2 separate regions of the Homo sapiens genome follow, and region 1 is linked to region 2. The links are chromatin contacts, found by Hi-C or POLR2A ChIA-PET in ENCODE. All regions are on one chromosome and are shown on one strand. Each heading gives the region's core, a stretch centred on a gene start or an enhancer-like site at or near the end of the contact. The rest is flanking DNA. Distances are from core to core; before and after follow the strand shown.

Region 1 (3,085 bases), core at 455-2,954, 49 kb before region 2:
TGGGTAGTTAGGATAAAGTCAACCTATACAGAGAAAAAAACACATTTCCAGAAGTGGAAGTGTGGGGTGGGCCCGTGCCTGGAAGATGCCAGTGTATCCGTGAGGTGTAAGACATGAGGCTAGAGAGGTGGGAAGGGCCAGGCCATTCTCCAGAAGATTCTAGATCAGTCCAGAATTTATTCTCAGGGGTTAAATTCAGTCATTTTGTGTACCCTCCTACCCATTTGAAATAGCCAAAATTTCAACCACAAACTCACTAAAAAAAAAAAAAAATTCCATTATTTGTCTTTTCAGATGCCAGAGGTCAAATCTTAAAACTATCTGGCCTGCCTTTGACCTTCATGGGAAAACCTAAAGTGTTCTGTCTCCATAGAGCTAGATGTTCATCAAATCCAATTACCTCTCCCAGCTGCACCGCTCACCAGGAGGCAGGGCTCTGCTGGGGACAAAGAGAGGCAGAGGAAGCAGACTGTCCCCAGCCCCGCTTCCTGCTGCAAATTAAGCCAGGCATCGACTGTGCCGACTCACCACCTGGCTGCTGCCACAACAGCAGCTGCAGCCTGTTAGCACTGAAGAGTTTCTCTCCCAACTATTCCCATTAGTGTGGCCAGCGAGGGGGAGGATGAGTAAGTGTCTGTGCTCAGCTTGGGGCTCTGGCTCCTGCTGTCTCTTCACTGGGCTCTGACCTCCAGGGGCTGGGCGGGACATCCAAGCGTCAGAAGCCAACATAGGCCTGCTGACTCCCAGAGTTCGGCGCCTAACTTGGAGACAGGGCAGCAGAAGAGATTCTCAGCCCTGGCTGCCAAGCATTGCTCAAGAAGCTTCAGATTCAGAGAGACTGGGTAAGGCGGCCCCTCTGGGTCTGTAAAGCACCACTGTGATTCCAAAGCACAGCCAGGGTCAGCACTTCACCGATCTGTATTCACCAGCTGTCCTGCACATGTGTCTTTGATAGGACATGTGGGAAAGACATTAGGCCCTTCCAGCTCCCAGTAACTAAATATAGTCCTTCACATATCTCAGGGTAAGGCACTCTGTACCTTTTCAAACTGCTTTCATATACCTTGTCTCATTTGAGCCTGTGAGCAAGGGGAGGAGGCCGCTGAAACCCCAAGGTGCACTGAACGCCCCTGATGCCTTTAATCACGCAGCCAATTAGAGGCAAGGTTGGAACTATGCACCTTGTCTCCCTGGCTCGTGGTCTGATATTTCTCATGGCTATCATGTAGCCAGGCAAAGATCCTATTAGTATGGTTATGCTTTCAATTATTCAATACTTCTGTGTTACAATACACTGCTTATGTGGAACTGCTTGTAAGTGGCCATCATTGACTTCACCGATGAATCTGCTCCCCCTGTGTTGGAGAAAGTACCGAGTCATTGCCTCTAACCCCTAGCAAATGTAAAATACCTTTGCAATAGCTGGAAAAAGAAAATCACTGATGCCGACAGAATCTCCTTCATTCTCATAGACTAGGTAACAAAAGGGGAAGAAATCATGTCAGCTGAAAGATCTGGGGAGAAATCGATTTGGGACTGCTAGAATCACAGGAAGTTTTTGTTGAAGGATCAGAAACCCACGCAAGCCAGCTCAAGCAAAAGGTTTATTGTACAAGACACAGAGCGATGTAACAGAACCCAGCTGTAGGAAGTGCAGCTGGGTCTCCAGGGAACCAGAGAATGAATGGCAACCGTTTCTCAAGCCACATCATCTCTCATCTTGGCTTCTCTCTGTACACCTGCTCCCATATCCTCCCTATGGGCTGGCTTCCCCTTGCTGTTCAGGGTTTCTGCTCCTTCACAACTTCAGTTTGCTTATTGCTTTGTCTAAGTAAGCCTCACCATGAAACTTGACTCTACATAACTGTACTTGGAACCTATAGCTAATCAAGTCAGTCCCCGGAACTGGAAGCATCCCTATTCCAGATCCTCAGGGAGAGGATCTGACTGTTTGGCTGGGCTGGCAGGGCCCACCCCACTGTCCACTCATCTGATTCCAGGAAGGATTGAGTCTCATGGGATGCTGCCTAGATCTAAGCTGGCAATGGGGATGACAGGTAAAGAGACCAGTCACTTAGAACTGAGCCAAGACAAACTCAGATGACTCTATCCCAGGAAGAAAGGCAAAGCCTCCCTTCTGAAAGCCATTCAACAAGCAGGTCATTGAAGTGTGTTGGAACACAGGTTAGAATAATAAATAATAGGCTGGGTGTGGCGGCTCACGCCTGTAATCCCAGCACTTTGGGAGGCCAAGGTGGGTGGATCACCTGAGGTCAGGAGTTCAAGACCAGCCTGGCCAACATGGCGAAACCCTGTCTCTACTAAAAATTTAAAAATTAGCTGGGCATGGTGGTGCATGCCTGTAGTCCCAGCTACTTGGGAGGCTGAGACATGAGAATTGCTTGAACCTGGGAGGCAGAGGTTGCAGTGAGCCAAGATCGCACCACTGCACTCCAGCCTGGGTGACAGAGCGAGACTCCGTCTGAAACAAACAAACAAAAAAGAATGATAATAATGTGTGAAAAACCAGGACGCACAATCTACGGGACCACATTCTCACTGAGGAAGTGGTTTTCTAGAGCAGTGACTATATAATCCTTTTAGTAGGTGAATCAGTCAAGCAGGTCAAAATACCTCATTTCCCAACAAACCTTACAAGAAAAAAAGCCCTGCCAGATTAAACAAGAATATGAGTCTCTTCTAGACGAGATTCTGAAAACCCAGATAAGTAAGAAAAACACTGGACCAGGACTCCGAAATCCCGAGTTTTCATTCAGGCTTTGTTATGAATTTTTCATCTGGTGGCCCTTCCTTCTTCATTTAGCTAACTTCTCATCAAGACTCAGCTCCCAGGGCTGAGGCCGGTGACTTACTCCTGTCATTCCAGCACTTTGGGAGGTCAAGATAAAAGGATTTCTTGAGGCCAGGAGTTTGAGACCAGCCTGGGCAATATAGTGAGACCCTCTGTCGGCAGAAAATTTTAAAAATTATCCAGGTGTGGTGGTGCATGCCTGTATTCCTAGCTACTCAGGACACTAAGGCAGAAGGATCGCTTGAGCCCAGGAGTTGGAGGTTACAGTGAGCT
Region 2 (3,047 bases), core at 408-2,907:
GAAGTAGCCCACACACACGTTCTGCATAAAGCTACAGGGCAGCAGACCCCAAAAGGCTGACTTCTGTCTTTACAGGAAGAGGGAGGGGAGGAGCTAGAGGACACATCTCCAGAGGGTACTCACTGTTAAAGCTGTGACTATCTGGGGACACGCACGCCACAACAGACTTGCTTTCTCTCCACTGAGTGGGCAGTTCAGTAGCAGCCTCAGCAGTGTAACAGCTGACACAACAGCCTGGGGCAAGAGAGAAAAAACTTAGCGGCAGAGATAGCGTGTTCTCCCTTAAGAACTCCGCCTGGGGAAGAAGACTGCTCTCTGGGGCTGTGGCGTTGGAGTGGATTGAGAGCCCTGGTGTCAGGGGAGGTGGACAAGGCCTGCTTGGGGTTAAGTCCTGGGAGGGACACCCTTCACATCAGCATGCAGACAGGAAGGAAGTGAAGAAGATGAGCAGAGCTGGGGCAAAGTCAGGGTCTTTCAGCAGCATTTCACTAAATCAAGCACGTAAATCGGCCAGGACAGTGAATTGCAAAAGGGTCACACACTGTGACCTAATTACAGAGAGCCCGTCTTGTCAAGGCTCTGTCCACGCAGAGGACACTGGCTGTTACTTCACTGAGCAACGATGCACGCTTACAGATAGGAGGGGCTGGAGGAAAATGTGAAAACAATCGGATTAGGTGCTGTGGTCACGGGTGCTACATGCTGACATGAGGGCAATATGACCCAATCGGGTCACATGTTTCAAAATATATGGTGGGAGAGGTCTTAAGCACAGAGTGAGCAGAATTTAACTTTTTTTTTTTTTTCGAGACCGAGTCTCGCTCTGTCACCCAGGCTTGGAGTGCAATGGCATGATCTCTGCTCACTGCAACCTCCACCTCCTGGGCTCAAGCGATTCTCCTGCCTCAGCCTCCCAGGTGGCTGGGATTACAGCCACCCACCACCAGGCCCAGCTAATTTTTGTATTTTTAGCAGGGACGGGGTTTCACTATGTTGGCCAGGTGGTTTCGAACTCCTGACCTCATATAATCCACCCACCTTGGCCTCCCAAAGTGCTGGGATTACAGGCATGAGCCACCGCACCCGGCCAGAATTTAACTTTTATACATATCAGTATTGTGAATATGTAATACTTAGTATTTTACATAATAAGACCACACATTTGTAATTTGAAAAACTTCCCCTTTGAAAAATAAGGTTTTAAACCATGAGATGTGGGCAGAGCCCTACCTTTACGGGGTGCCTATATGAACAAACAGACCCAGTGCCAGGCATTTCACATTGTCAGTGAGTTCCTATTTCAGCCTCACACCGTCCCTTTCTCCCCGAATGCTGTGCAGCCCACCCCACAACCCTAGCCAAAGTCCTGGCTTCTGCCTTTCACTCTCTTCCCTTCCCTGCTCCCTCTGACTAGGCACACCCCAAAGCCCCATCTCCACTCCCACTCTCCTGCCCACCTACAGGCTATCTCCCCACCAGGGCCTGCCCCCCTGGCACCACTTCTCCCTGTCCATCTTCTCACTCTTGCACATCCCCTGCTCCTGGCAGCCCAACACGCTGCCTGCACGGTGCACGCCTCCCTTCCCCTCACCTCTGCTCCCCAATCAAGTCCCCTGCATTCTTCAGTGCACAGCTGGAGTTTCACTTCCTCCGGGAAGTCTCCTGACCAACTGGTCCAAACAGAAATTTAGGTTTGTTTCCTCTCCTGCCCAAATCAGTACCCAATACCAGTGTGCTGTATATGACCAGGAGTCAATAAGCCATTCATGAGGCAGAATATGCCTAGACCAGAGACCTTGGCTGGACTCTCTGCCCCACCAACCATTGGCTCTGTGGCCTGTGGCCTTCTTCCTTGCGTAAGAGATGTCTGACCAGTCCAGTGCCCACAGGCATTCAGAGAAACAAATCCCAGCATGTGAGCTCTGTGCAAAGGCACTCAGCAAATGCAACACCATGCAGGCTGTATTAGCGACTTCTGTCAGAACTGAAGGGGGTAGGCTAACCTAGGTGCTTCTCAAATGCTGGCATGAAGGCAGTATGGCCCAATCAGGCCACATGTTTCAAGAAGTATGGTGTGAGAGGTCTTCAGCAAAGAATGAGCAGAATTTAACTTTTTTATGGATCAGTTTTGTGAATGTGTAACACTTAGTATTTAACGTAATAAGACAACACATTTGTTATTTGAAAAACTTCCCGTTTGAAAACTAAGGCCTCCCTATGCCGCAGCCTGGGCTGTCCCACAGGCCAGGGCTCCCTCTCACAGCCTCCCCCTTTGCCTAGAGTCTCTACCAGTTAGAACTTGTTTAGTTTTAAGGGTGACACCACATCTCAAATCAGTTTTCCCATTTGAGCCGACGTGGTTTCTGAGCCTGCCACACAAGGAGGGAGAAGGCACCCACCTGCACATCTGCTTTCCACATGTTACTGACATCCAGTCCCTGGAGAATACACTGCATCACCAGCCTCAAGTCCTCTGTCGTCCCAACCTCTAACATTTGGGTGAACAAGGCTCCCAAATGAGGCTCAATATCCTGAGTGACCTGAACAGGAATTTCAGGATCTGTGTGGGAAAGAAACCAAAATTGTTAAGATGTGACAGGTGAAATAAACTACCAAGTAGCCATAGGATGAAACTGCGCACAGCTGTGGCCGCCATCAAAAATCACCAAGTTAGGGGCATGGTGATATAAGCACTGGTGGAAAAAGCAGGTACACGTAGTTACTGTGATGCCATGCTCTCACACGCACAGCTACGCCTGTGCATTGTGTGTACACACACAAACACAGAAGACGACAGCCATGCTTAGGAGGTAAACCTGAACCACAGAAGACAGTGATTATTGCTTTGTGCGGTTGACCCTTGAACAATGTTTGAACTGCATGGATCCACTTATACATGGGTTTTCTTCTGCCTCTAGCACCCCTGAGACTGCAAGACCAACCCCTCCTCTTCCTCCTCCTCAACCTACTCAGTGTGAGGATGAAGAGGATGAAGACCTTGATGATAACCTACTTCACTTAATGAATGGCAAATACATTTTCCCTTC

The links. Hi-C counts contacts between places; a loop is a spot of excess contacts on that map. ChIA-PET counts read pairs that join two places held with the same protein, here RNA polymerase II (POLR2A). Pooled maps may share reads with other maps.
Region 1: a loop to region 2 is called in a pooled map, with 2.5 times the contacts of the local background. The contact joins two enhancer-like sites. A Hi-C loop is called at or near these places in 2 of 50 pooled maps. POLR2A ChIA-PET finds 5 or more read pairs at or near these places in 3 of 52 experiments (IMR-90, activated B cell and activated naive CD4-positive, alpha-beta T cell).

What each region holds. Positions count from the first base shown.
Region 1 is chr1:229,691,955-229,695,039 of GRCh38, reverse strand. No RefSeq gene overlaps it. Among named protein-coding and RNA genes, the nearest start is that of URB2, 67 kb to the right of the region's middle. RefSeq lists an enhancer at 1-128. Within about 2 kb of position 1,704, at least 13 of the 41 ENCODE cell types and tissues checked have a DNase peak (open chromatin) inside an H3K27ac peak, as active enhancers do.
Region 2 is chr1:229,643,046-229,646,092 of GRCh38, reverse strand. URB2 (URB2 ribosome biogenesis homolog) reads right to left here. Exons shown (of 10, transcript NM_014777.4): 5 at 2,400-2,560; 6 at 124-234. Among named protein-coding and RNA genes, the nearest start is that of URB2, 18 kb to the right of the region's middle. RefSeq lists an enhancer at 1,552-1,711. Within about 2 kb of position 1,657, at least 2 of the 41 ENCODE cell types and tissues checked have a DNase peak (open chromatin) inside an H3K27ac peak, as active enhancers do.